Linked DNA regions of Mus musculus: all the other regions are linked to region 2. The links are chromatin loops, found by intact Hi-C in ENCODE. Cell type or tissue: heart. All regions are shown on one strand.

Region 1 (4,000 bases), 620 kb after region 2:
AGTAATGCCTCATTGAGTTTCTTAGATAAAGCTTGAACAAAAACACCCAGTAAATATTACTTAGCAATCTATCTTTATTCATTCTCATAACAATGTCATTAGGAGAGTGATACAAGGACACGTGACATCAACTCCGGGCCTCCAGTGCCTGCACACAAAGGTGCACACACATATGTGATCATATGTATGTGACCACACATAGATACATGCGTGTCATCATACATACAGAACATAAAATGAATTGGTCCTTTGGCCACGTTTTTGCCACTGGCATTTGGCTTTCTCATGTGTCTGACGTCCTTCACTTGTATGCCATTGCAGTAAGCCACACTATGGAGACACAGTTTGAGACCCCGAGGTCTCGAAGGCTTAAGCCGCACAGACTTGCTTCTTGTTCATGTCTGTGGACTCTGCCGTTCGCTGGTCTCCTGGAAAGGAGATTGATGGTGTCGTCACTATTTTTTAATGCCGCCAGTTGAGTGCGCGGCTTTAAGGAATGAGTACAAGCAGCTCGGGCCCCTCCCACAGCTCTGCCTCTGTCACTTCTCTGCCTGGAAGTCTCCTTGTTGCCGTTCCCATTCCATTGGCTAGCACAAGTCTCATGGCCATCAACTAACTTTCAGAGGCCCCATAAGTTGGAAACCTGCCCTGAGCCTGTAAGGGAGACTGGAAACCAGCAGCAATGGCTTTCAAGCTGTCTTCAAGGCAAGCATGTCTCTCTGAGTTGAGAAATACTCCCTCACAAATGACAGCACAGGCAGGCCCTTTAGCCTGTTTCTCTAAAGACAGAAAAACCAGGATCCAGCCCTGACTCTTCCAATCCTCTGCCCCAAGTGTGACTCTTGAACGCCCTCAATACTGCCCCCTTTGTTTTCTTCCCTGTAAAATGGGAACATACACTTTTCTAGAAAGATTCTTTAGGTTTCTGTCTTATATTCATTTACTTGCCCACGTGTCCTCACCTGTCCATGTGGATCAGAGGACAACCTGTGCCCATGGAGTCTCTTCTTCAACCTTTGGAGTTCCAGGAATCAAATTCAGTAATTGGCTTGACAGCCTTTACCAACTGAGCCATCCTGCTGACCCTCAAAGATTCTTTCTTATGTTCGAAAATGACACTTGTTAAACATAGCCACGCGAGAGTTTAAGATACCTCTGACGCCGGAAATGGAGGTACATCCCTAGTGTCCTAATCCCTGGGAAGTGGAGGCAGGGGAGTCAGGAGTTCAAAGCTGGGTTCTGTAACCTAAGGTGTTCAAAGCCATTCCAGGCTGTGTGAGACCCTACCGCAAACCAGCAAACAGAAAAGATAATTGTTTGTACTCAAACAGGGAAGAGGGAAAGAGTCTGGTCAGCAAAGGGCAGAAAGGAGAAAACAAAGCAGCCTTGATGGTATTCAGTACCCAGGGAGACATCGGGGAGCAGGGAGCTGCTATTTGTGACAGTTGGGAATTCTATAATTGGTTTCTTAACCAGTGCTAGGTGTGTGCTTTACTCAAAATCCTCACGGCAGAGCTTAAGAGCACCAATTATTTAACATAGTCTAATATTCCAACTATTTTTAGAATCGTTTGACATTTAACAAGAGCTTGAAATCTAATAAAATTCCTTGCAACCAAAGGAATTAAGTAATTATCAAAAGATAACAGCCACCAGGGCTGGGATACAAAGCATTGCTTCTTACTAATTCTGAATTAATTAAGAAGCTACCCCTGTTAGAACCCCTCTGACTCTCTTCCAAACCTCAGGGTGTCTCCGCACCGCATGCATCACTGCGATTTTGTCCTGCTTAGAACACTGGGGAAATTTTCAGGGCTTGGGTGTACCGACATCGGCTGCCAGGCCAGAGAAAAAGAAAATCAAAGAGCACCCTCTAGTGTCCATTTTTAATATAGCGTGAAACCTGAATTATATGAAACCACAGCAATCAAATTACAATCCCCGCCTCCCCACACCTTAGCTACAGAACATTACCAGAATATAGCTTTAGAAAACACAGGAGATGCCAAGGGCATCTTCTAAAGAACACCGTAAGATTTATTTTTATGCGCACAGTAAGCCTCGCTCCGAGAAAATACCAGCTTTGGGCGTCCCATGCAAATTTTGTCCTTAATATCTATTTCTCTAACTCGATGACAAAAAATAGCTACTGAGAAAAATTAAGTATCTCTTTTAAATGTTGTGAAATAAACAATCCAATCGAGACGAGCTCATGAAATATTTACTGGCCTTTCCCCCGACGCAGAATGCAAACTCCTCTGATGTGTATCCACCAAGCAAGAGCAGTAGCTCTCTGCTCTGACTAATGGAAGGTTCTGTTGGTGATGGTTTAATTATGCTCACTGAAATATGGCTCCCTCCTAAGAAAACACTGCCATGGCAGAGGGACAGATCTCAATGTCTATAGATAGAAATAAAAACACAAAAGGGCCATCATTCCAGGAAGAACTCGACAATCAAATTCTGTATACTGAGAAAACAAATGGAGAGATTATATTCACTGTACATTTGGTTGCGTGCTGCTGTTTGCACATCGCCTCTAGGTTAGCTGTTGTTTTGTTAACATAAAATATCCATTGTGAAATATTTGGAGAACTAAGATATCCTCCCATTAGATGAAATTGCAATACATTATGCAAATGTAGCATCCTCCATAACCAATGCTTTCTCACTGTATTTAATATTGTTTGGCTTTGAATCATGTTGCACGTTGGAGGAGACATTACAGAAGTGTTAAATTGAACTTAAAGGATAAACAGCATCAAGTGCTAAGGAAAAGCACAAACCGTCTTGTATATATGTATGGGGGATTTTCATGTATATTTATTCAATAATGATCAATTCCTAATGAGAAGTGTTTAAATGGGAGCAATATTTTAATAAGCAGGAATCCAGAGTTCTTGGCTTCTTCCTAACTCTTAAATTTCTTTATGCAATAATTCAGTGTACAAAAAAATTCCAACTATGTTGTTCTATTTTAATTGGGATACAAACATTTTATTGAAGAAAGTAACATATTTAATTGCCTCGGGGCTTGCAAATACTTGAGTCTACACAAATTACTAAAGTTTCTTAAAAACAAAACAAAACAAACAAACAAAACCCTTATAGTCATGTAGAATTTTGCTTCTAGGTTATGTCTTAGCCCAAGGCAGAAAAGACATAGTTCCCAGTGGTATCCTCTTGTTACTATATTGGCTCTTTATCTTATTGTCACGACAGATTACTTGACACAGTAACTTAAGGAAGAAAGGATGTATTTTGGCTCAGAGTTTTAAGTGCTACAGTGCCTCACAGCAAGGAAGGCATGAGGTAGCTCGCTCTATGACCTCTAGATCTTGTTTTATAGTTCATGTACCTCATGGCTAGCTAGAAAGTAGAACACTCTCTCTGGAACCTGGAACAGACATCCCTTTCCTAGCCCAATGAGGACAACCAACTGCCAGTAGCTAGGCTACAGTCCCCAAGGTTCCACAGCCTCTCCAAACAGCGCCACCGGCTGGGGACCAGGGGGTTAAGCAATGGAGGGTGGACATTTCACATTCAAACCATACCTTCCATAAACATTTATAACTCAGGATTCACAGTGGTCCTCTGTGTGCTTTATGTCTTATTATGTGGACCCGTGGTGGTCACTAGTGTTCATTCGCTCTCGTTTACCGTGCATCTTCGCAGTGTGACGTGCAACATACTGTTAGGAAGGTATAGCCATATCCATGCGGAGCGGGGAGTCCGCGACATGGAGGAAGGTATACCCGCATTCGCATTCGTGCGGAGCGGGGAGTCCACCACGTGGAGGAAGGTATACCCGCATTCCTGCGGAGCGGGGAGTCCACCACGTGGAGGAAGAGTCATGATCGAAAAGCAATTTGGCAAACCGACTTGACAAGGGGAAAATGATTCAGCGTTAAACGTGGAGGCGCCTGGGTGTCATATAAGACTATTCACAGCACAAAATGGGGGGTGGGGGGAAGGACTGTGAGTAACACAGACACAAATC
Region 2 (4,000 bases):
TCCATTAGGTCAGTAGAAAGCCAGGTAGCTTGTGTTTCCGACATCCATCTGACAGTTGATTGAGGAAAGACTTAAGGGAGCTAGCCCTTCAAACCTGGAGCCAGTTGGAAATGATTGGAACAGTCCCCAAGAGAGGATAGCAGGTCATGTGTGGACAAGCTATTTGGTCGCTGGGGGTCTCAGTTGGTCCCAATTTTTGCAGGCAGGTCATCATCACCTTGTATTGAGCTTTCACGGGTGCTTCTGGGATAGATACATTAGGTGTAACTCAGAGCAAGCACTTCTCTTTGTGCTGTACCTGAGGCCAATACAAAGAGAGAAGAGCTAAAAATAAACACTGGAGAACAAGCTTATACAGGCACCAACAACCGAAGAACTTGGATCCACCAGCTAATCAGGATGGCCAGGTACACAGAGTTCTGTCTGTCTAGCCCAGCATGGGAGCTGGCAGTGAGTGATGCTTCAGGCAAGAGGGCTTCGTTTTCCATCTCCTCTGCTTTTACCATTCAAGATGTGAGGCAGCTCTTGTTGTCTGATCTCTCCCTACTCTCCAGAGGCGATCTGGACTGAGCTTCCTGCTTCTAGAAGTTACCTGGTATGGGGTTGAATTTGGACAAGTGGTACTGGCTACGGAGGAATAGAGAGAGAGTCCAAGCATTGGATATCTCATGTCCACAGCTATGTGGATGGGGATGGGGAGAAAGGGCAGTGGCTAGGGCATCGCTAAGTAAGGATGAAGGTGGGCTTTTCCGGCACTGGTTTGCAAGGTCTCTTTGCTTCCATGGGCAGAGACTTAAAGAAGACAATCTACCCTCACAGGAAGTGAAGAGACGGGAGTTTTCACAAGGCCGCAGGTTACCAGCAGGTTACAGGTTACTAGTCTTAAAACCAACCCCTCACACCTCCCTTGGCTCATAGAATGAGCTTCCAAGGCCAACGAATACGAAGAAACGTTTTTCATATTGAATTATCTTCCTGTCCTAACTCTTAAACCTCTATGGGCGTGCTGTTGTTGAATTCTTCCAGTAGACTAAGAACCATGCATGTCACTCTGAAGTCACCAGGGACTGTGAAATAACTTATCCTGCTCACAGGGATGCCCCTCACTGCTGTCAGCCCAGAGCAGGTTCTGCATACACTACCGATACCGTCCTCTCACTCACGCTAACAGGTTCTAGCATTCCAAGGCAGGGAAAGGCGCTGCAGTCACCTCAGGATAGGATAGGAGTGTCCCACAGATCACCTTCAACTCATTCAGAAGGCAGGGTAAGGTCCACCTTGCCAAGTTGATGTGAAAGCCTTTGGGAATGGCACTTGAATAAATGGTGTAGTCTTGACACAGGATAAATGTTAAAAAAAAAAAAAACTGGACTGAAGAAATGGAATCCTATCCAATATGGAAACCTTTGACCTGTGCTGAGGCAGGTTGGATTCAACTTAACCTCATGGATTGGTTTTATTAGGTCAGTAGAAAGTCAGGTAGCTTGTGTTCCTGACATCCGTCTGACAGTTGATTGAGGAAAGACCGAAGGGACTGGAGCTATCCAGAGTGGCCGGTCCTGTGCCAACAGAGCACTCATAAAGTCCAGTCTGGGAGAGGAGGTGGGAGAGAGAACAGGCTCTTACAACCACAATCGCCACCCCCCCCAGCCCCCCAAGCAGGTAACTCAGCTCTGCTGCCCTCCCGGCATGATATAGGGAGTGTCAACAAATATCCTGTAGTCCGTGTATATTGTCCTCCCAGGCCCTAGAACCAACCAAGAATGCCTAGAACAGCCCCTTCGTGGAGACTTTAGGGTAAGCAGGTGGTTAGGTGTGAAGGAAGAGTGGGAGACGATTGGGAGGCTGGCTTAGATGCTTTCCGGGTTTGTCTACGGCTAAGACTCTGGGTTTGAAATGAGGAACTAATCGGTTTGAGGAAGTCACTTGACCCCCTGAGGCCTCCTGCTCCTCTGCCCTCTCCTTTTCTAGCCCCCCACCCACCCACCCCAAGGCTGCTATGATGTGGCCAAATGATCCCTCAAACCAAGTAGCTTGGTTCTCTCTTGGTCCAGCCCCCAGCTCCTGGTGAAGGCTAGGTCTTTCACCTTTCCTAGGCCGAGGTTTCCTTATGTGTAGCATAAAGTGACAACTTCTCCCAGGAGGTCTGTGTGCACAAACCAGTAGACTTCCAAACGTGAGCTGTGGTTCTTCGGCCTCCTGAAACATTGTGGTCTATCTGGCCTTGCTAAAGCAAAGCTTCACCCAGCTCCGCGCCACCACCGAGGAGGCCGCAGTCTCTACGCCTCGTCCCCTAGGTCTGGCCCCTAAAACGCCACCAGGAGTCGCCCTTCGCCCACCGAAGCAGGCCAAGCTAATAACTCCTGCGGACCAGGGCGGGCTGCCCCTTGGCGCTGGATGGTGAAGTGTACCCCAGCTCCTCACTTGGGGGTCAGTCCTCTGCAGCGCCCACCCGGAGCCCCCCCATCCCCGGCCCGCCGTCTCCCGATCGTCCGGATCAGGGAAGCTGCAAGTTTGGCTCTGTCTGTTCCGGCCTCCCCGCCTCGCCGCTCGGCTACCTAGGTCCGGGTCCCCAGCTAAAGACCCCGCCGGCGAGCGGAGACTCCGGCGGCCGCGGCCCGGAAGGGACGCCCCCTCCCCGGCCGGCCGCGTGCGGGACCGCCGCAGTTCCCTCACTGCCCGCCGGGCGGCGCCTCAGCGCCTTTCCGCGCGCCTCCCGCGCTGCCCGCTCCCGGCTCGCTCGCAGCCGGACACAGACTCTGCCTTCGGCTGCTGGCGGATCGAGCTGGAGCCGCCGCCGCCGCCGCTGCGGAAGAAAAAAAAAAAAAGAAAAAAAAAAAAAAAAGGGAAAACAACAGCCGGGCCGCCGGCCGAGCAACGTCGGGTCCCCAGCTTGGCGCCCGGAGTGCGGAGCCGCCCAGGTAAGGGCAGCAGCCCCCGCGCCGCCCCCGACCGGCGCCCTACGCTGTCTCCCCGCGCCCCCCGGGGCTGCGCCGCACCCCGACTTCTGACGTCTCCGCCGCTAGCTCCCTCCGGGCCGCGGCCCGCACCCTGCCTGGCCCCGCTCCCGCCTCCAGCTGCCCAGTCCCCTGCACTCTGATGCCTGCGACCCCGGATTCTCCGCTGAGCCCCCGCCACCTTGCCCCGTACTTCCCCTAGTCTCCATCCCTGCCTGCTTCCCCCTGCGCCTCCTCTCCTCCGCTCCGATCCTCCTTCTGTGATCCTCCCTCTTCCCAGTCCAACTCCCAGCCCAGCCTCTGCCCCCTGCAGGGATGACGGCCCCTTCCCGACACTGGCGATTCTACCCCGCCTCGTCACCCTCGGCTTCTCCTACGGGCCGCTCTTGCCCGCCACAGTCTTCCATCAGACCAGCCCGGCTTCTGAGCCCCCTTCTCCCTTCCCTCTTTGCCATCTGTCTTGACCACCCCTGCTCGGGCCCTGGACTCCGGCCACCACCACACCCCCAACCCTGCACGCCGTCTTGCTTTGGGCCAAGCCAGCGTCCTATCAGAAATGACCCTCCTTCTTGCGACTAATGGGCCTCTTAGCCATCCCACCCTAGTTCACCCGAGTGGGAAGTAAGGGAAAAACTCTGGAGACCTGCATTGGGCGCTGGAGGGGGAAGGGGATCAGTGGAGGGGGAGGGGAGCTAAGGAGATGTTCTTTAGTGAGGACCGGGCAGAGCCGGAGTGGTTCCGACCCAGCTTGGGGTGGAAGGCGCCCTGGTGACGGCTGGGACAGGGGGTTTGTCCAAGGCGCCAAGAGCACCTGTGCCTCCCTCCCTGGGCTCCCTGGAGCTGAGGAAAGTGAGGGAGGAGGTGGAGCCTGGGGAGAGTTGGCCCAGGGCTTTGGGGTTGGGGGAGGCGCGACCAAAGGGATAGACAAGGCACGCGGGCCAGGTTGCCTGGCTGTAGCCAGGCTATGCAGGCTGAGCTGGTCCCCTCTTGGACCTTGGGCTGTGTGGTTCTTGGCATCTGTACTTGATGCTGCCATCTTCCTC
Region 3 (4,000 bases), 390 kb after region 2:
TTTCTGACATGGAACATCTAATGGAGTTCAGATTCAGAAAGCAGCAATGAAAGATTTTTTTTCCCCCTTCCTGGCTGTCTCACACTTGAAAGGCACAGAATAAAACAGTTTTAACAGGTCACATAGAATTCATGTACATTTATCGAGAGGCAGTCTGCAACCAAGCGTAGCCCCGAGAGTGGACCAAGCTAGTGATTTCTACTGCAGTACAAAAGTAGCAAAGGTGGTCTTCTTTGAGTCCTTCATCACCTGTGTGGGTTCTTCACACTCTGCATCTTTCTGTGTCTGCCACGGGATGCTAGGGCGATGAGTAAGACAGTCAGCCTGTGGTAGACATTGCAATGAACAACCGTGGACCCAGCTTCTGTTGCCCCTGAACCCCTTGTTTCTTGTTACAAGATTGATGTAATGATGGGAGCAAACACACTCATGATCTGGTCTCTAACCTGCCCCCCTTCTCCTGTTGCTGCTGCTGCTTCTGCTTCTCCTCCTCCTCCCCCCTCCTCTTTCTGCTAATGCTGCTTCTCCTTTTCTTGCTCCTCCTCCTCCTGTTCCTTTCCCTCTTTTGCCGTCCTTTGCCTCTTCTTCAGACTCATTTTCCCAACCAGCCTGATCAAGCGTCCTCTGAACATCAACAACCATTCATGTACTGGGAGAAAATGCCCTTGGATTCTCCCTGGCCTGTGCTATACATGGAAAGAAAATTATTTTCATAAAGGCTTCCTAAGAGGTTCTGGTAACATTGATGAAAGACGGCAGGTCTCAAGAATGACTGCCTATAAGCAGGGCAAGTGGTAAAGCAACTCTGTGTCCCTTTTGTGCCAGGGGAAAGTAAAATTCTTCCCTAGGGCATTGAGGATGCTCCTCCTGGTTCTCTGAGAGGAAATGAGAAGCCACCCATAAAAGCTGAAGTCACTGAGGAATAAGGCTATGCAGGTACCATGGGGTCACTCACACAGAAAGCTATCGAGGCAGGCACTGCATACAGGTAGTAGGTGCTATTATGACTGATATAACTTTAAGTGTGAAAGCAGACCTACTCATAGATTGGCTTAAGGTGATATTGACTTCTAGTTACATCCACAGACTTCCTGGATTCCTGAGATCATAAAAATTACAGCATTTCCGTTTCGAATGGCCCTTAGACAGCATCTAGCCTGGTGGTTTTGTAGTAAACAGAAGAAATAAAGCTGACAGCGGAACGTGGCTGGAGAGAGCACACCCCACCTGTAGCGGCAACCTCTGCTCAGCTCCTGTGCCGTCAGACCGTCTAGGGCAGTGGTTCTCAACCTTCCTAGTGTTGCAACTCTCTAATACAGTTCCTCATGCTATGGTGACCCCCTGACCATGAAATTATTTTTGTTGCTGCTTCATAACTGTAATTTTGCTACTTTTATGAATTATAATGTAAATACCTATGTTTTCTGATAGTCTCAGGCAACATCTATGAAAGGGTTATTTGGTGCCCCAAAGAGGTTGTGACCCACAGATTGAGTCTAGGTGTTCATTCTGACGTAGGGTGTTTGTTTCCTTTACGAAGAAAGGAACACAGATGTGTATGTGAGCTCTCTTCAATGAAAGACGAAACACTGTAGGGTAATGGAGCAAGCCTGCAGCTTTCAGAGAGTGGGTCTGATCTAGCCCAGCTTTAGCTGAGACCAGACAGGATCAGGCACCAGACGCCTTGACACCGTCTTTCACATTCTTTCTTGTGAGACGTGGTGGGAACTTGGAGCTGATTTTCCTTTCCTGGCTCCAACTTCAAGAGTTGCAAGCACATCAAGCTATGAGGGGACCGGATGGTGACTTCGAGTTAGAAGATGTGTCTCTAAGTCATCCATTTGCCATGGCATGACTTTGGGTGCATCTCTTGGGCTTTGGTTTCTTCACTAGGAAAATGGACAAAATCGTCTGAGGGGCCCTCAGGACTTTGTTTCCATTGTCTGAGGACACTTGGCAAAGCAAAAAGCCAAGGGAACAAGCCATATTAACACTCTCAGGAGAAAGATGCAGACATTAAAGAGAGGTGCTGAGGTCAGACCCCTGTACAGCAACTTCACCTCACAGGTCCTCCTGAGCCCCAAGGCAGTAGTCGCAGGTGTCAAAGGGCTGGCAGACTTACTCAGCACAAAGCCTCGTTATTCCTGGAAGAGACAGACCCACACTGCTCTTTGATTCATCACTAGATCGGGGTTTACAAGGTGTTGGGCTACACTATCATCTCTGGCATTGTTAGAATCACCCAGAGTCTCCCCAGAATGCTAGGTCCAAGCCAGTGCTCATGCCCTGCCCTGCCCAAAGCCATTTTGACTATGTATAGTGAATCTTATTTTCATCTTCATTTTCAGGGACGCAGACCGGGCTATTTCTCCTTCCTGGATCCCTTTTCTCCAGGAGTCTGGCTCTTCATGCTTCTAGCTTATCTGGCGGTCAGCTGTGTCCTCTTCCTGGTGGCTCGGTACTCTTCCCTTTCCTTCCCTGTCCTCACACCGCCACCTCGTGTCCACTCTGGGAACTGCACGGGGCGGGGGGTGGTGGGAGGAGAGGATGGTTTAGAAGACCTCGGGTGCCAAATAGAGATGGCAGAGGGACTGGGGGCCTGAAATGCTCTCTGCCCAGCTGTCAACCTCACACTAGCCGTCCATCTGCCTGTGCTTGTGTTCCCTACCATGCACAGTGCGGACAGGTTTGCTTGTCTGCGTTTGCTTTTGTATTCTGGCCTCCTGCATCCTTGCCACCCGCCCCAACTTGGATAGGAACTTTGGGAAAGAGGAGAGAGGGAGGGGGCGACAGGAAGACTGCTCTAATTAAGCATGGTGCATTTGGGTACCCTGGCATCCCTCCTTGCTATGATCTGCCCTAAAGTCCTGAATGATGAGAAATGGAGCTTGCAAATCCAAATAGAGTTGGGGGGGGGGGGGCGGGGACAAGGGGGACAGAGGCCACAGTGACACAGGCCGGGGAAAATGCTTCCTCTGCAGAGGTTGGCTCTGCCTCTGAAAACACAGCTGTCTTGGCAAACAAAACCCACAGAGGGTAGCAGGCAACAAGAGGGTACATTTGTGCCCAGTACTGAGTTGGGAGAAATGGTAAAGGTTAGGGGCCAGGGAAAATTAACCTTCCCTTGTCCGCAGAAGGCAGGAACTGTTCCTGGTCATATTGAAACACTCCAGGGTATCTCTAAGCTGTAAGGGATTGTTTGCCCCTGAGCTAAGGTAGCCTGAATTTCAGGACAAGCCACCTTCCACCTGTTTAAGTCCCCGCCACCTGCTCAGTTTATCACAGGGGACTGTTGAGTGGGAATGGAGAATAGCTTAGAATGAGCTAGAAATCCAACAGAGGCTCTGTGGCAAGTGACTTCTTGTCTCTAGGCCACAGCATCGGGGCCAGATGATCCTTTGGATCCTGCTCTATCTCTCAGAGGGGGGGTCTTCCTGGGGTTGTGTTCTGTCTATGGATTGGGTGCCCATGCTCTTTCCACTCAAGAAAGGCAACAGGAATGTATTGAGTCTTACATGACCCCAGTGTGCCTCTTCTTGTGGTGATCAAAGGCTAAATCAAACGGCCTAGTAGTCTTCAAAGGCACCGGGGTTTGCTCTTGTACACCACCCACCTCTCTTGGCCCCATAGGCACTGCCACTGTCAACTATCTGTTGTCAGTGACAGCTGGCGAGGTGCGGGAGCTTGCGTGCTGTCTGACACTTCCATTCTCCACTTCGCAGCGCTGTCTGCTGCTGTGTTTAGGAAGCTGTCTGTGAGATCCAGGCTCTGCTGCTTTGAGATTCTCTTTGGCCCCCTGTGGCTAAGGCTATATGTGTGGACAGTTGGCTCTAGTGGAGTCTGCACAGCTTTCAAGTCACCTCTAAGGCTCTGCAAAGGGTCTTAGTGCTTTGTTGCTGTATAAACACTCAAAAGGGACTCACCTAAAGCTACCCTGATGGGCTCTGCACCCTCCTTTGTGGCTGCCACGCCCATATACTGTCCCAAATCTGGCATTAGA
Region 4 (4,000 bases), 370 kb after region 2:
ATCCACTAGCAAGATACTTTTAGATCATGGCCCTCATGTAATGAAGATGAAGCAGGATAATGAGTCCAAGAGGGCTGGGAGTGGCCCATCACATGGGCATCCAGTGAAGGCTAGAGAGATGCCTCTGCATGGTAAAGTGCTTGCCATGCAAGCAGGAGTACCCGAGTTCGAACCCTTCGAACTCACATAAAGCTGCCATGGTAGGGTATATCTGTGGTGCCAGTATTCCTATGGTGAGATGGGTGGCAGAGACAGGAAAATTCTGGAAGCTTGAAGCCTGGTTAGCCTGACACACAAGCAGTGAACAGTGAAGAGACCATACTAGTCAACTTTCTGTTGCTGTGATAAACACCATGACCAAAAAAGGAATGTGAGGAGACAAGTGTTTATTTCCACTTACCACTTCCAGGTTACAACCTAGCATGGAGGGAAGTTTGAGCGGGAACTCAAAGCAGAAACCTAGAGGCAGGAACTGAAGCAGAGACCATGAAGGAATGCTTACTGGCTCACTTCATGGCTTGTGTTCAGCTAACTTTGATAAACAGCCCAGACTTGCTGAGGAATGACACCACCCACAAGGATGGGCTGGGCCCTCCTACATCATTAACGATCAAGAAAATGCCCTCACAGACATGCCATAGGCCAATCTGATGCAGGCAATTCCTCAACTGATATCCCCTTTATCCGGGTTCGACTAGGGTTATATCAACTTGGCAAAAAAAAAAACCTAACCTGCACAGAGACCCTGTCTTGCGATTTGGAAGGCAAGGACTGGCGCCCGGAGTTTTCCTCTGACCTCCACACACTTGCCATGCCACTCATGAGCCTGCACTCACACATGGAAATGCACATACACACATGTACAACAGAGAGAGAGAGAGAGAGAGAGAGAGAGAGAGAGAGAGAGAGAGAGAGAGAGAGAGGAGGCAGAGGGACACAGAGACAGAGAGGGACAGGGTGTTCAGAGGAAATAGGTCTAGTTTGAGGCAGAGCATTGGACTGTATGCTGGCAGAGCTTTGGTTCAGGCACATGTCTATCTGAGCACAAACAGCAGGAAGGAGCACAGTGAACAGACACCTGTCAGGGGACATCAAAAGTTAACACTGTCTTCTCAGTCCCCCCCACCCAGCTCAGACCCTGTGCCCTATGGCTTCACCCTCAAGCGACGAGCTAGCCCCTTCTCCCCACAGCCCGCAATCATTCTTCCGATCTGTCCTCGCAGGCCAGTCACCGAGCCCTGTGCCCAGCCAAGTAAATATTTCATAGGGATTTTAATTTAACTCTAAGGGAATCCATCCAACCCTGAGAATAGACTGTCACCTCAAGAAATAGCACCAGGGATGACTTGGACCTAGAGATGACATTGCCACTCCCCCAATGAATGCTAATGGGTCTCTGGCATCTGCCTCCCCCAGCACCACTGTGACAGGCTGGGCACAGTGAGCAGGCGTGTGAAGAGTGGCTGGGGCTCTCTCTGAATGGAAGCTTTCCGGGGAGCAGGCTTAGGGAGGAGGTTGGGAGAGGTGAGAAAACCTGTACAGATGACTGAACTGAGCATAAATTGTGTGTGTGTGTGTGTGTGTGTGTGTGTGTGCTAGCGCGCCTATACAGGTGACCAAAACTAGACACAATTGTATTCCCTTATCCTTCAGGAACAGCCAAGAGATGGGCTCCCTGTCTAAGCCACTGGGCAGGGACACGCAACGTTTGCGGATGCCATGTGACTGCTAGGCATTTTCCCTGACCACCCCTGGTGGGTGGCGTGGGCATCCATCCTGATGATGCAAACAGGACGCTGTGCTATTATGGAGTGTAAGTGATGACTTCCCAGGCACACAAAAGCCAGCAGTGGCCGGCCGTGAGTCCCTGGCTCCGTCAGAGTCCGTGCCTCCCTGCTCTGAGACTCCAGTTCCCTGGGCATCTGCATAGATGGGGATGGCGGGAGAAAGGCCTGCATGCAGCAGATGAAAAGATTGAAAGACAGAAGTGTGCAGATTCTCATCTGGAGTGGGTGGAGATGCTTTGCTAATTAACCTGGCTGAGCAGCAGAGAACTTGGCACGGAGAGCCCGGGGGTGGGGGTGGAGGGGCAGCTTCAGCACGGAGCAGGCCCTGTGGTTGGCTCCTGGCTTAGCCCAGACCTGCCTACTCTGTCCCTTCCAGAAGTGTAATTAGCACCCTGCTGACAATTGCTCTGGCCAGTAAGGACCTGGGTTCCCTGCTAATGCTATCCTGGACATTAGGGGTTCATGATTAGCGAGTGGGGTGTGCGCCCTCTAGTGGGGTTTCAAGTCACTTGACCTGATGAACAGAGAGAGGCACACTAGACTCTGCCTTCTCTCCTTCAGTGACTGAGAGAGAGATGGGAGGGCTGGCTCCTGAAAAGATGAAAACTTCGAATGGTCCTGAGGATGGGTGGTGTTGATGGCTGGATATTCACATGTTGATTATGTAACTGGATTCAGAGAGGAATGGCGTCTAGACTTTGGTCCAGGGGTTACTCAGCAGGGGAGAGGGGAGAGGAGAGAATACACATCATTTCATTAGACAGACACCAGTGTTCAGGGGACCAGTGAGTGGACACTGGTTGCACAGGCAGGATGGACGATGTGGCTGGGAGTCTCAGGAAACTTGCCTTTTCTGCCCCTTTTGTGGGATTTGAGGGAGTATACATGGTCTCTCAATATAACCCTAGCAATCCTGGAACTTACTCTGTAGACCAGGCTGGCCTTGGACATGAAGAAATCCACCTGCCTCTGCTTCCCAAGTGCTGAGGTTAAAACTATGCATCTAGCACACCCAGCTCACAGGAAATGTCTCAAGAAAAAGCATAAAACCAAGAGACTTGAAGGTTCACTCATGTAATTCCAGCACCTAGGAGGCTGAGGCAGGAGGATTGTGAGTTCAAGGGCAGCCTTGTGATACATAGTGAGATTTTTCTATTTAAAAACAAAACAAAATAAAACAGCAACAACAAAGCCTCACTGTCATGGTGCAAAGGTGAATTTTTCTAGAAAAGAAAAAACAATATTAATGACCATTTGTTAAAGTTATACTATATGCTAAGCACTGTGCTTCCAGTACAGAGTGTGCAATTTCCCTTAGCCTTAAGGGATCCCTAGTTGGCCATTGTTATTGCTAAGCACCGTGCTTCACTCACAAGATGTACAATCTTAAGTAGCCTTAAAGGATCCCGAGTCAGCCATTGTTATCTCATGGTAAAGTGAGAAGTGGGCATGGGGAAGCCATGAGGGTTTACTAAAGTCACAAGGCCAGTCTGGTCTAAAAAGCAAGTTCCAGGACAGCCAGGATTAGGTTGAGAGATTCTGAACACTTACTGTCCCAACCCAGAAAAACAAAAACAAAAACAAAAACAAACAAACAAACAAAGAGAGCAGAGAAAGCTCCACCCACATCGGCCATCCTGCCTGTCCCCTGAGTACTGGCATCTGTCTAATAATGAAATGATGTGTACACACTGTCCACCCTCTTCCCTGTTCAGTAACAACTGGACCAAAGTCAAGATGCCATTCCTCTCTCAATCCAGTTACATAATCACATGTGATTATCTAGTCATCAACTCCACCAGTCCTCCTGGCAGTGATGGGCTTGAACCCAGTTTAGTTCGATGACCCAGGCTTGTGATCACAGAAGAGAGGCATGGCCTCAGAGTCCCTTCCCTTCTGGATGTCATAGAGAATGTCAGCCCCTTTCTCCAACCTTACCTGGCCTTGATTGAAATGTTCTGTGCTCTTCAGAGGCAATCTCCCCAGGGATGAGGGCTTTTGGGATGCTCAGCACCATCCTGTTCTGAGCAGCATTTTCTCCCAGAGCCTTACAGAGGTGGAGATGCAATTACAGAGTTAAGTAAAGGGCCATCAAGAAAGAGAAAGAATCCACGGGAGCAGCAGGCATAAGCTAGGCCCAAAGAGGCATAGGGAGCCGAGGTGCAGGGGCACAGGACTTCCTGGAGCAGAAGCTGATCAGAGACAGCTCAGCA
Region 5 (4,000 bases), 560 kb after region 2:
CCTCTTCTTTCTTAGGGTTATTTGTAATTCCATCTGCTTTCCTGGCAATGAGTTGACTGTTCGGGGGTGGGACAGAAATTCTTGTGTAGCAGAGAGAGGTTAAAAAGTGCTGGTCTTGCAATTCATAGCGAGGACACAATGGGGATGGGTTTTAGCATCGTCTGTCTAGCAGCTCGAAGCACTTTATTGCTAAGAGGTCCTGCAGAACAGAAAGACACATGTTTAAGCACCAGATGCATGGGCTAGAAATAACCCCTCTAAAGAAGCATGTGTCTCCCTCTGTCACGTTATGGATCGCTAAAGACTCCTCGGGTGATGTTTTATGTCCTTTAAGCCTCATATCTTACAGCGTAGGGATGCAGGGTGCCAGCGATCGATAAATTTTAGTGTCAGTGAAGGGGTAGGGGAGAAAAGGGACGCCCATCAAACGCTGACCACCATTTCCCCCATTAAACCCTCTGCTGGCTGTAAAAATTGCCAGGATAATTTAGGTGCTTTCTGCTTTGTAGTTTGGATGGGGTTTCTAAAGCAAGCGCGATCTCTTTCTGTGAGGACGGACGATGAAACCTTGAAGGGCTTTGAGCTTTTAGAGGGAAAGGAAAAGATGATGGATTCTATAGAACAGCAGAGTGTCCATCCATCCATCCCTACCTTTGAAATGGGCCTACCTATTCCACCCAGGACCACCCAAGACTAAAACAAGGGGTAGAGAGATCTTTAGACAAGACACTCCCAGCTGAAAAGGAAATGGATGTGTTTCAGGAGAGCCAGTTTTTACTGAACTTTTAACTATGTGTCAGTCCTGTACTCAGCTATTTCTTAATCCCCAATAACCCCCGCCCAAGTGCCATCTATGTTCCAAGGTGACCATAATAGAGATTCAGGCCTCCTAAGCCTCAGAGCAATGGATCACAGTGAACGCTTCAGGGTGGCTCCTAACTGTCTCCAGCTGCCTCCTCCAGGAAGTGTCCTAAGGAGCTCTCTGAATTCTTGAAAAACAAGGTTGTGCAAAACCAGATCTAGGGAAGTCTTAAAATGAGTATTGAAAAAATACGTGTGGGTAGGGTTGTGTGCGTAAGTAAGAGCAGATGAGGTGTGTGTATCTATGTGTCTGTGTGTCTGTTTTGTGTGTGTGACTGTGTTGTGTTTGTGTGTATGTATGTGTGTGTGTGTGTGTGTGTGTTTATGTCAGGGTGGGGATAAGAAGGGATGGAGTGATTTTGGGGGTTGATCCCAAAGGTATTTCCTTGAGTCAAAGGTATTTCCAACAAATGTTGATAGAAATTCCGTTCTGCAGGGGAATTTGGGGATGAAAAAGGCCCAGCTTCAAACCGTGCATGGCCCTGGCTCTGCACCTATCCTTTAAATCTGTCCCCACTAGTGATCTTGTAGAAACCTTGAGTTTATTGATCATTCATCTCTTTGTCCTACTTTCCTCTTTTGTTCAACGGGCCCAAAGAACGAAGTCATATACCCAGCCAACTTTATCATAAACGCCATCGGCTGTGTCAGGCACAGGGCCTGAGGAGAAGGCTCTCTTTTACAAAAAGGGCTTTTCTTTACTAGCAAAGTGCTTTTCCCTGGACCTGTCTAGAATGGGTTTCCAAGATCCTCCATCCCAGTCTGATTACACAGGATAGGAATTTGGGTCTTCCTCTGCTCTTGCACAGAATGTTAACTGGGATGCTATCAGGCAGCCAGGAAGAGGCTTGAAGAGAGAAAGGGCGCAACTGCTACTTTTGATTCTATTTTGATTTGCATTTCCTGAAAGCACAGGCCCAAGGCTGGGGATGAGGAAAGGGACGTAGTAAGGGCTAAGGCCAGATGCAGCTTATTTCTGAGGACCATCTGCAAGGTTTGGCTTCCTATAACATCCCCGTCCTCTTAAAAGCTTAAGGCTAAGACATCTTGGAGTGACCATGCTCTGAGAGGTAGGCTGGGTGCTCTGGCTGCAGTCCTGTGTTCCATAGCACAATTTCCAGCAACTCATTTCACTTAGTCCTTAGCTGCTCGGCTCTAAATGGAAGGAACCCAAACCATTGCCCAGTCTGAGTTGCAGTACTGAGAGGATATTACAGATACAAATTAATGCATAAATGCTCAATTAGAAGAGCAATTTCTTTCCAGAAAGAACTTCTTTAAAAATCACTTCCCAACTTTCATCTTAAAGGGGGGGTGGGGGTGGGGTGAGACATCTGATCCAGAATAGTGATGTCTTCCAGGAACAGAGAAAGCCCGCTCCAGAGGACTTTGGGTTCACTGTGTCCCTCCCCACCCCGCCCTGCCTACTCTGCTCTGGGTGCAGGTATTTGCACGGAGGTCCCTGGCTTGATATTTCCTATAGTTTATTCTCATGCTGCCATCTATAGGTGTTCTCAAGGCATCGCATGCTCAAAAGGGGACTCTGAATCTTCTGTTTTGGTCCAAGATAGATGGGGATGGGGAGCACTGAGTCAGACCCCAGGTTTCTCTCAGGCAACCTCTCAGCTGGATGCAGAGTTTTACACATCTTGCTTTTCTGCCCTGGAGGTGGGAACACATTTTGAGCAGAGGCAGGGTGTGAGGAGGGCTGGGCTGTGGTGCAGTTCAGAGCTGTTGGAGGGTTAGAGGCACTGAGTGGTTGTGGCGGGGGGGAGGGGGGGGCGGGGGGTGAGGGTAGGGTAGCCACCACTGTGTGATGACCTCCTGAGAGCGTGAGTCATGAGCATTCTGTACCTTCTGCAGGTGAACACCTTCCAGGCTGTGCTGGTATCCGACGGCTCCTACACATTCACGCTCTTTAATTACTATGAGATCAACTGGACGACTGGGACAGCCAGCGGTGGCGACCCTCTAACAGGCCTTGGAGGTGTGATGGCACAGGTACAAGGTTCTCTGCATCATCCTCTTGCAGATTTATATCACCATATCTCTTGCTTGCTTTGCTGGGCATCCTGGACAGAGTCCCGTTAATACCCTTGCTCTGGAAGCACACTTTTGATCTTGTAGGTATACTGAGGGGCTAGCCTTATCTATCTTTGATACCTTACTCTGGGCATGGAGTGAACTAAGCAGGCTTTCCACCCCTTGAATGGTGACTCATGGAATCCAGGAAAAAGTGATACATTGTTTCCAAGTGTGATGAATTCTTAATGTAATCGAGTCAGCTAAGGAATAGGGATGGTAAGTGCTTAAACCCCTTTTGTGTGTGTGTGTGTGCTCCAGGCAGGATTTAATGGTGGAAACCTCACGAATTTCTTCAGTCTTCCGGGATCAAGGACCCCTGAGATTGTAAATATTCAAGAGACCACAAATGTCAATGTTCCAGGACGCTGGGCATTTAAAGTTGACGGGAAGGAAATTGACCCGGCCAATGGCTGCACCTCTAGAGGTAAAAAGCTTTCCCCTTTTCTCTGACAGCATGGGGCTGGGTTTCCTTATATTGACAGGTGAGCTTTCCAGCCACGGGGAGGATTCATTCCTGGTGCCTTACCCTCATGACATCTCTCAGCTCTGTGATGGACATCAAGGTAATTTTAGCCTGCACATTCCCCACCCAGGGAACAAGACTCCATGCAGCAGGCTTCGGAGTCCTTGCCTGTGATGTGCATGCGGCTAACAGTTTGGAATATCTCTAGAGTGAAGCAGGGCCTTGAGTGATTTCTCAGGCAGATGGAGAGAAGGGAGCTCCCCTGCCTCGCCTTATTTTGTTGTTGTTGTTGCTATCCCTTTAAGAGTCTCTCCTCATCTTTACTCTTGTTCTACCATCTGCACTTCGTAGATCCCCAGGAGTGGGTGAGCTTGGAGTGTCGCCAGGTCCCTGTGATGGTAAATCAGAGGCTCCTGGTATCAGGAGAAAGAAAAAGTAGCTGAGTTCGAGAGTTTCTAAAACCTAAAACCCTCTCAGGGGTAGAAAGACATACAGGGGTTGGGGGAATCAGAGACGCTTTAGGCCCGTGGGGAGGCACCTCTGTGGGTTTCCTGTTCATTGGCCTCTGTAGTGTGACGTCTTTTCTCAACC
Region 6 (4,000 bases), 160 kb after region 2:
CCATGGCTGTAGTTTTACTATTGTTATAAATCATAATATAAATCTCTGTGTTTTCTGATAGTCTTTGGGGTTTCGACCGACAAGTTGAGAACCACTGCTATAAATAAACATATTCCTTGCGTTGTGCATGCCTGGTTTGATTCTCATACTGGACACAGAGTAAAGAGTAGGTAGTCTCTTTCCTGATAAAACCAAGGTCCACACCCCCAGCAGGGATGTATAGAGTACTCTGTACTCTAGTCCCTGCCTCCTCCTCTGTCTGCTTCCAGCTCCCTAAACACGCCACACTTTCATCTCTCCGTCTTCACACCCAGGAGGGCGTGTCCCAAGTGTCTGCCTGGTGGGTTCTTGCTAATTCTCTAGCAGCATCTTTCATGTCAGGCTCCCTGTGAGGTGTCCCCTGACAACGTCCACTGCTCCTCATTGTTCACAGCCTTCCTCTTTATCAGCCTCGTGCATTCCTTTCCGTAGCAGTTCTGCTTTGGTGCTCGAACCCGCTGTGCTCATTTGTGAACATTGACTGATGCAGAGTAGACATTTCCTAGATTGCTGAATAAACAAATGAACTAAAGCTCAAATATGATGTTAGTGATAGGCATGGACTTTCGTTTTTTAGATTAGTTACCGTCACCTGTGTATTTGTGCGATATGGAGAGATTTCACGATAGAGTCACTTTTCTCCTTTCACCTTTACACGTGCCCCACAGCAAATATCTTTACCCACTGAGCCATCTTGCCCACCCTTACCCCCATAGTACCTTTTACTAGCCCATGCTAGGGGTAATATTGGCTTAGGGGAGAGATGATGAAGAGGTGAGATCTGGTTGGGGTTAAGTTGACCAGTTATGAAGGATGAAGAAGAATTTAAGGATGGCCAGCTAGGTAGCCATGGACAATGGATATTGCTTATTGAGATCCAAAGAGGGACCTGAGGAGCAAGCTTGGGGTTAAGGCAGAGAGAGAGATGAATTCCATTTGTAGACATTAGATTTGAGTTGTTTAAAAGATATCCAAGTGGAGACACCAGGGAGTCAAATGGGCATAAGATATTAGATCACAGAGAAGCCGTCTCAAATAGAGAGAGGAACAAGGGAGCTGCTTGGTGTACAAATGGCATTCAGAACCACGGGGCTAGGCAGTCTCTAAGTGGGAAGATGTGTGGAAAATACAGCGGAAGACTAAGTACCAGGCAGCCTAGATGACTGCTCAAAATGAAAATAATGAAGGGTTCCAGGGCCATTACTCAAAACAGGCATAGTCTAATGAATACATAATGAACTTCAGGGCCAACCCAGACAAGATGACTTGTTTTGTTTTGTTTTGTTTTTCAAGACAGGGTTTCTTTGTGTAACAGTCCTGGCTGTCCTTTGTAGACCAGGCTGGCCTCGAACTTAGAGATCCACTGGCCTCTGCCTCCCAAATGCTGGGAGTAAAGGTGTGTTCCACTGCACAGCCCAGACAAGACATCTTGATTAGAAGGAAAAAAGCAGAGGCTGTGACTTTTGTGTCTGGGGGTAGGGGGTGGATTGATTAACTATGATCAGATAGCCATGAGAGACTAGGAACGTTCTGAAGAAATGGATTCTCACTATGTTCTAGATAAAGCAGACATTAGCTCTCGAGTGTTCCTCTGTGAAGGTAGGAAGTTATCTCTTGTGAAGGGTTGGAAGATCCTCAAAGGATAAGATGTGAACACCGTTGGTCTTGTAAATTAACACAGAACTTTTCCAGTCCATTAGCACTTTCTGGCAAGCCTCCTTTGTTTCTCTCTGGGGAAGAAATCAAAGCCAAGCAAACGCAGCATACATTTGATTTCACGATGGCGGATTGGGTTTCTTGCTCATTCATACTCAATACCTCTATGTCTAATTCTCTGCCACTCAAGGTTAAGAAAAAAAATTAGAAAAGTATAACATTTGATCGCTGATCTCCAAAAGCTCGAGGAGACATTTCTAATGCACATGAAAAGCTGAATGATCGTGAAGACAAATCTAATAATTATAATAAGAGAAAATAGACCTAAGGACTCAATGAATGGTGCTGACAGGGTAAGGGACAAGGCCTTAGAGGGAGGATGGCTCTCATCTGCACCTGAGCGGTCAGAGGAAGCTTATCTCTACTGATGCAGTGGTTTATCGCAGAGGAATAGAGTTCCATTAAGGGGGAATGGCATCAGGTGGAATGGAGCTGGCTCGGACTTCGCAGGACGATGACATTTAGATCTGCTGCCATCTGTCGGGGACTATGGGAAGGAGCCCGAAACACAGTCACAATGAATCAAGGATACATACCAAGGAGAACCTGGTTCCTCTCTTCTCCTTTTTTCTCTTCCTCTGCTCCTTCCTCATCTTTCTGATAATTCTCAGTGGAGGGCAGGATCCGAGTTCATTTCAGTGGAAGGACCTTGGCTATATTAGCTCACTCCTGACGCTCATTTTACCTTTGTCTTGAGTTGCATTGCATATGAAGACTATCTGGAGACCATGGGGGATAGTCTATGCGAAGCGCTGGAAGAGCAAATGCATGTTAATATCTTCAAAAGAGTCTATTTTCATGCTACCAATATCAGAACCAACTCATTTTTGGCTCCCAACTTGCCATTTTAGGTCTATGTCTTCGCTCATGTTCTTCCCTTCGCATGGAATCTGTGATTCTGCTCGTTCCAGAGCAGACGCTATCGCTACCTAAGCCAGGAAGGCTCCGATGAACTCAGTTCTTGTACAACTTCCTGCATCGCTTTAACTGTGTGTCTTAGATCACTTGTATCATTATTTGAGCATTTATAACATCTTTCCTACAAGACTGAGAACTTTGTTCCGGCTGGGCTCATGACCTTGTAATAGCCATGTTCCCGCTGCAGGCTAGGCCACCTCAGCTGAGAGGATCATCACTGCTGTCTTTATTTGCACGAGCTTGCCTGTTGCTCTCCATAATGTGTGCTAATAGATGGAAGCGGTGACGTGGAGAATTCAACAGCCCCAGCGTTCCTGCTGTCAGCTTTGGAAGGCATCTCGATATTGCTGCTTCCGAGTTACCTTGCCCATGATATCTCCTTATCAGGCACACATTTGTGGAAATTTGTATTTCGTGAGCATGCGCCACCTGGGAAATGGAAGCAGGTGATCCAAGAGTCTGCCGATCTCTGGGAACATCTAGTTTGGGGTTTTCTGTTGTCTAGGGATTGCACATAAAGCGACTCATCCATCCCTAAATCACAGAACTGACTGTTTTGTTATCATTGCCTCTCTTAGCTTCCTAAGCTTGAAACCCTCTATAACGATTCATCAAGGACGCTCGACTCACCTGTCTATCGGCATAACGTCCTTCTGGCGGGGGATCAGACGTGCTGTGTTTTGAATTGTTGCCAGGCTATTACAGTAATGATACCTTACATTTGTGTAATGATTAGTAATTTGTAAAAAGCCTTTATGTGTGTTATTAGTTTTATCTGCACTGCAAAACTAAACCGTGTGTCTCATTGTTCTGTTTGAGAAATGGAGACATCAAGGTTTGGGAGAATGAGATGCTTTCTTCAGGCTCCAAAGGGGTCACTCCATGCCCTTTTGCTCCTGGTTTCCAGACATTTCCACTTTGCCATGCGTCTTTAACGAGTCTCTCATTCTTTAGGATTTTGTCTGGACTGGGACGATAGCTCAGTTGCTAAAGTGTTTGCCCTCCAAAGCACAAGAATCCAAATTTTATCTCCAGAGGCTATGTAAAAATTTTAACAGGCATGATGGTAAACACTTGTGATCTTTGTGCTGGGAAGCAGAGACAAGATCCCTGGGACTCACTGCTCAACCCCGCTGGGCTAATGGCTGAAGTCCAGGCCTATGAGAGAGTCAATCTCAAAAGGAGTACAATCATTTTTATGGACGACACCTGACGTTGTTCCCCAGTCTCCATGTGCATAGGCACGCATGTGCATGCCTGTGTGTGTTACACATACACACATACACACACACACACACACACACACACACATACACAAATCTAAACA
Region 7 (4,000 bases), 260 kb after region 2:
GCCTTTTAGGTACAGGGATGACTTCAGAGTCACAGTGATGGAAAGCCAATGAGAACTTAGGAACACCCCCTCCCCCGCCCCACCCCGTTCACCTGGTCATTGCTACTCAGGTCCATGAGGCAGGGGTGTTTCCTTCACCTCTGAAAGATATGTATCTTAGTCAGGGTCTCTATTCCTGCACAAACATCATGATCAAGAAGGAAGTTGGGGAGGAAAGGGTTTATTCAGCTTACACTTCCACATTGCTGTTTATCACCAAGGAAGTCAGGACTAGAACTCAAGCAGGTCAGGAAGCAGGAGCTGATGCAGAGGCCATGGAGGGATGTTCTTTACTGGCTTGCTTCCCCTGGCTTGCTCAGCCTGCTCTCTTATAGACCCCAAGACTACCAGCCCAGAGATGGTCCCAACCACAAGGGGCCTTTCCCCCTTGATCACTAATTGAGAAAATGCCTTACAGTTGGATCTCATGGAGGCATTTCCTCAACTGAAGCTCCTTTCTCTGTGATAATTCCAGCTGTGTCAAGTAGACACAAAACTAGCCAGTACGCTATGTTGGATTGTCTTTTTTATAATTACTCTACTGAGGTTAAAATTCATCTCCCGCGTAACTCACCCACCCAAAGCATACAGTTCAGTGGTTTTTACTACGCTCACAGTTGTCTCATAACTCCAGGCAACTGTTCCTCTGATCTGCGTCTTTATGGATTCACTTTGTCTAGATAGTTTTGGATTGATAGGCCCACCCATCCGATGATATGTTGTTCTTTGTGTCTGGGTTATTTTGCTTGGCATAATGTTGTTCAGGGCCATCCACATTGCCACGTGTGGAAATATTTCCTTCCTCCTCTTAAACAGTCATAGTTCCACCGCAAGAGGAAAGCATTGTCTTCCTCGCCCCTCGGTTGATGGACATTTGCAGCATTTCCCCCGTTAGTCTTTGTGAATAACTGCTGCAAGTGTTTACATAAAAGTCAGTTTTCAGTCTTTTGGGAGAGGTGTTCAGCAGCCTCTGGTTCTATCTGTACCTTCAAAGTCTTCTCAAGGCTGGACTAACCTGAAGGAGTAAACACGAATCTCAGGGAGCACACAGTGGCCATGGAATACTTTCTCCAAAGATAGATTCGAACAGTCTATAAGATAAGGAGGTTGGCCAGTTCCTCCTGCCTTCTGTTTTTCATAACCCACGCACACACACACTCTCCATCCACAGTGGGAAACAATCATGGAGGAAGAGGGTTCCCAGACTGCCCTTTGGGAATAAAATGGGAGGCCAGAACCAAAGTCTTTTGGATAAAGCACCATGACTGACTACACACTAACCCGTTTGGCTGCCTTCCTTCCCAAGGCACAGATCTTTCCCAGCATGGGAAAGACCGACCTCCCTCCCTCCCTCCCTCCTTCCTTTCCTCCCTTTTGACCCATTTTCACTCTTCCACCATACACTCAATAAAATAAAATAAAATAAAATAAAATAAAATAAAGTAAAGTAAAATTTAAAAAAAGTCAGTTTTCAGATCCCCCAGGAAATAAGAATTTCTGTGGCTAGCATTATTGAGTACCTACTAGATGCAAGACCTAGTAGTGCCTACAAGATGCAAGTGCCTACTAGATGCATTGAGTATGTCCCATCTCATGTACTTCTCACAGTAGGCTCACGAGGAGCTTTCCTCCTCATTTTTCAAGTAAAGAAACAGACCCAATAGCTAATATGGGTGGAGCAGCGGCTACACCCGATTCTCCACGATTCCCTTCACATTGCATCCTGAGGCTGGGCCGCTACTGGGACTGTACCTCTCCATGTCACCCACACTGGCTAAGTCCGGATGATGGGTCCCTAACAGCCATTACCTGAACTGAATCCCTCCACTAACTGCTGAGCTCGCCTTTACTACTCCAGTGCTCAGTGAAGAAAAAATATTCAGAGAAGTTTCATAGCTCACCCGGGACACATGGCTCATGGGCACCAGAGACTGGAGTGTGAGCATTCCACGGTACTGTCACTGCTTCCCTGGTCCCACAGCTGTCCCTCACAAATGCACAGCCTTATCTTTCCTCAGGGACCTTCTTGTAGACTTAGAGTTCCATTTCCAAAAGGATAGTGAGCAAGTTCCTTTCTGTGCCCCTGTCTCTTGAGGGTATTTTGGCACCTGGGCCCAAGGACCTCAGACAGGTAGGACCCCTGGTGGCCGGCTGTGGTACTGCATTGTTCCCCTGATGCTTATGCCATAGAATTCATTGCTGTCTGTGACTAGAGGCTGAAGCATGCAGCAAACTCACTCTGGAGAGTTCTGTGGATGTCGAAGTGGAGAGGGATTTGGGAAGCTGACTGGAAAAGGGAAGTGGCAGTGTGGGGCGGGTGGAGAAGAGGGATGGATGGGCAATGGTGGTGGGTGGCATATCAACTGTCTCCATATGGTTACCTGCCCACAGCTGCTATCTTGGATGACCCCATGGAGTGCAGCAGAGGGGAACGGCTCTCCATCACCCTGGCCAAGAACCGTATCAACCGCGCACCAGAGAGGCTGGGCAAGGCCAAGGTCGAAGTGGACATCTTTGAGCTTCTCAGAGACAGCGAGTACGAAACTGCAGAAACCAGTACGTAGAATGGGTAGGCTGGCAGAGGAAGAGTTGGTGGTGGGTGTGTGCTAAGTGCCAGGCCTCCGATACAATGTCTTCAGGGGAGGGAGAGAGTTACATACCAGGAAGGCCTATGAGAATCTCAGTCCAGATGAAACTCCTAGGATTTGTTGTGACCATGAATTGGATAGAATATTAATTCACCAAGTAATACATCCATCCATCGATTTATCCATCTATTCATTCATTCATTCATTCATTCATTCATTCATTCATTCATTCACATACTGGACATTTTTATACAAATACTTGGACAAAGATTTGTGGATGATCGGGAAAGAATGGCAGCCAGAGTAAAGGCAGCTTACCCATTGGTACCTTCTTCCATCCCTCCATCCCGCCCTCCTTTCCTCCTCCCCCTCTAACTTCCTTCTCCTTTCCCTTTTCCCTTCCCTTCAAGTCTTTAGTAGTTCACCACTGAGATAGGCATTCACTTTGTAGCACAGGCTGGTCCAGAGCTAAGTAAGTAGCCCAGGCTAGCTTTGAATCACAGCAACTTTCCTGCCTAAGGAGTCACCTGGCTCTGCCTTATCCTCTTGTGCTGAAGGAGGCAATGAAGGAAGATGCTGTGTCTTGGAATGGAGTATGGCCATTTTCCCCAACTGAGGTATTCAGCCTATCTATACCTCAGTTTATTCATCAGTAAAATGGGAGTTCTAGGTTCTACTTTGCAAATCTTGCGTATTTGTTATGAGGTTCACATGAGTTAAAAGATGGGAGAATTCCCTGTGGATTGTAGGGTTTTACAGACACAGTAGGGCCCTCAACTTTCATAGCACACAGGGTGGGTTCCTTGTGATGGGTGCCTCTTTTACATCTAACAATACTATGAGAATTACATGCTGCTTCCTCTATTTTAGGAAGAACAGTGATGCTCAAAGTTGTGGGATAATCAGCCTGAGCCCAGAGCTAGTCTGCGCAATCTGCTGCATCTCCCTTCGGTCCTCTGCCTGGTGCTGGTATTGCCTTGTGACTTAACCTCAGCTACTGAGCCTCTGCCTTGCAGCTAAGCCAGAAGTGAACAACAGCTCTGTTACAGAAGGGAAGCAGAGAGCTATCAGTCACCTCTCTGCTTCTCTGTCCAAGTGCCAGAGACAGCAGCTTAAAGGGAGAAAAGGCTTGCTTGGCTGCACAGTCTTTGAGGTCCGTGACTGAGCACCATGGAGAGGCTTTTGTTAGAGTAAAGTTGCCCACTGCGTGGTACCCAGGAAGCAAGAGGAGATGGGAAGAGGGGGAACAAGGAGGCTCCCAATATCCCTGTAAGGACACGCCCCAGTGACCTCACTCCCTTCCACTTAGCCCCACCTCCCACTGCCATGTGATGACCACACGCCTTCACCACATGAGCCTTTGAAGGATATTT

What was found. A loop is a pair of places that touch in the nucleus more often than their neighbours do. Peaks named below come from ENCODE experiments on the same cell type or tissue, not always from the same donor. Only the 100,000 strongest peaks of a DNase experiment are listed, where the experiment ranks them.
Region 1: it touches region 2 in a loop (12-fold over the local background); 33 of 42 quality-filtered maps call a loop at or near these places.
Region 3: it touches region 2 in a loop (9-fold over the local background); 30 of 42 quality-filtered maps call a loop at or near these places.
Region 4: a loop joins it to region 2, with 9 times the contacts of the local background. A loop is called at or near these places in 14 of 42 quality-filtered maps.
Region 5: a loop joins it to region 2, with 10 times the contacts of the local background. A loop is called at or near these places in 15 of 42 quality-filtered maps.
Region 6: it touches region 2 in a loop (11-fold over the local background); 29 of 42 quality-filtered maps call a loop at or near these places.
Region 7: a loop joins it to region 2, with 13 times the contacts of the local background. A loop is called at or near these places in 29 of 42 quality-filtered maps.

The regions. Positions count from the first base shown.
Region 1 is chr9:42,324,713-42,328,712 of GRCm38, reverse strand. No RefSeq gene overlaps it. Among named protein-coding and RNA genes, the nearest start is that of Gm26272, 9.0 kb to the right of the region's middle. In heart, a CTCF peak has its summit at 1,887 (motif pointing left); no DNase peak of the experiment used is centred here; H3K4me3 peaks cover 598 bases; H3K27me3 peaks cover 1,720 bases.
Region 2 is chr9:42,943,248-42,947,247 of GRCm38, reverse strand. It overlaps Grik4 (glutamate receptor, ionotropic, kainate 4), which reads left to right and starts at 2,877. Exons shown (of 21, transcript NM_175481.5): 1 at 2,877-2,921. In heart, a CTCF peak has its summit at 2,337 (motif pointing right); DNase peaks (open chromatin) are centred at 2,337 and 3,277; H3K4me3 peaks cover 1,777 bases; H3K27ac peaks cover 1,235 bases; H3K27me3 peaks cover 3,249 bases.
Region 3 is chr9:42,548,865-42,552,864 of GRCm38, reverse strand. It overlaps Grik4 (glutamate receptor, ionotropic, kainate 4), which reads left to right. Exons shown (of 21, transcript NM_175481.5): 15 at 2,349-2,458. Among named protein-coding and RNA genes, the nearest start is that of Tbcel, 79 kb to the right of the region's middle. In heart, a CTCF peak has its summit at 2,498 (motif pointing left); a DNase peak (open chromatin) is centred at 2,504; H3K27me3 peaks cover 2,629 bases.
Region 4 is chr9:42,571,603-42,575,602 of GRCm38, reverse strand. All of the region lies in intron 13 of Grik4 (glutamate receptor, ionotropic, kainate 4), which reads left to right. Among named protein-coding and RNA genes, the nearest start is that of Gm36590, 100 kb to the left of the region's middle. In heart, a CTCF peak has its summit at 2,279 (motif pointing left); no DNase peak of the experiment used is centred here; H3K27me3 peaks cover 1,638 bases.
Region 5 is chr9:42,387,029-42,391,028 of GRCm38, reverse strand. Tecta (tectorin alpha) reads left to right here. Exons shown (of 24, transcript NM_001324548.2): 5 at 2,725-2,862; 6 at 3,205-3,370. It overlaps Gm47629 (a long non-coding RNA gene), which reads right to left. Exons shown (of 3, transcript XR_003948138.1): 2 at 2,716-3,822; 3 at 1-199. Among named protein-coding and RNA genes, the nearest start is that of Gm47629, 3.1 kb to the right of the region's middle. In heart, a CTCF peak has its summit at 2,376 (motif pointing left); no DNase peak of the experiment used is centred here; H3K27me3 peaks cover 1,120 bases.
Region 6 is chr9:42,786,896-42,790,895 of GRCm38, reverse strand. The region is part of intron 3 of Grik4 (glutamate receptor, ionotropic, kainate 4); the gene reads left to right. Among named protein-coding and RNA genes, the nearest start is that of Gm36590, 120 kb to the right of the region's middle. In heart, a CTCF peak has its summit at 2,247; no DNase peak of the experiment used is centred here; H3K27me3 peaks cover 3,003 bases.
Region 7 is chr9:42,686,528-42,690,527 of GRCm38, reverse strand. It overlaps Grik4 (glutamate receptor, ionotropic, kainate 4), which reads left to right. Exons shown (of 21, transcript NM_175481.5): 4 at 2,431-2,595. Among named protein-coding and RNA genes, the nearest start is that of Gm36590, 15 kb to the right of the region's middle. In heart, a CTCF peak has its summit at 2,181; no DNase peak of the experiment used is centred here.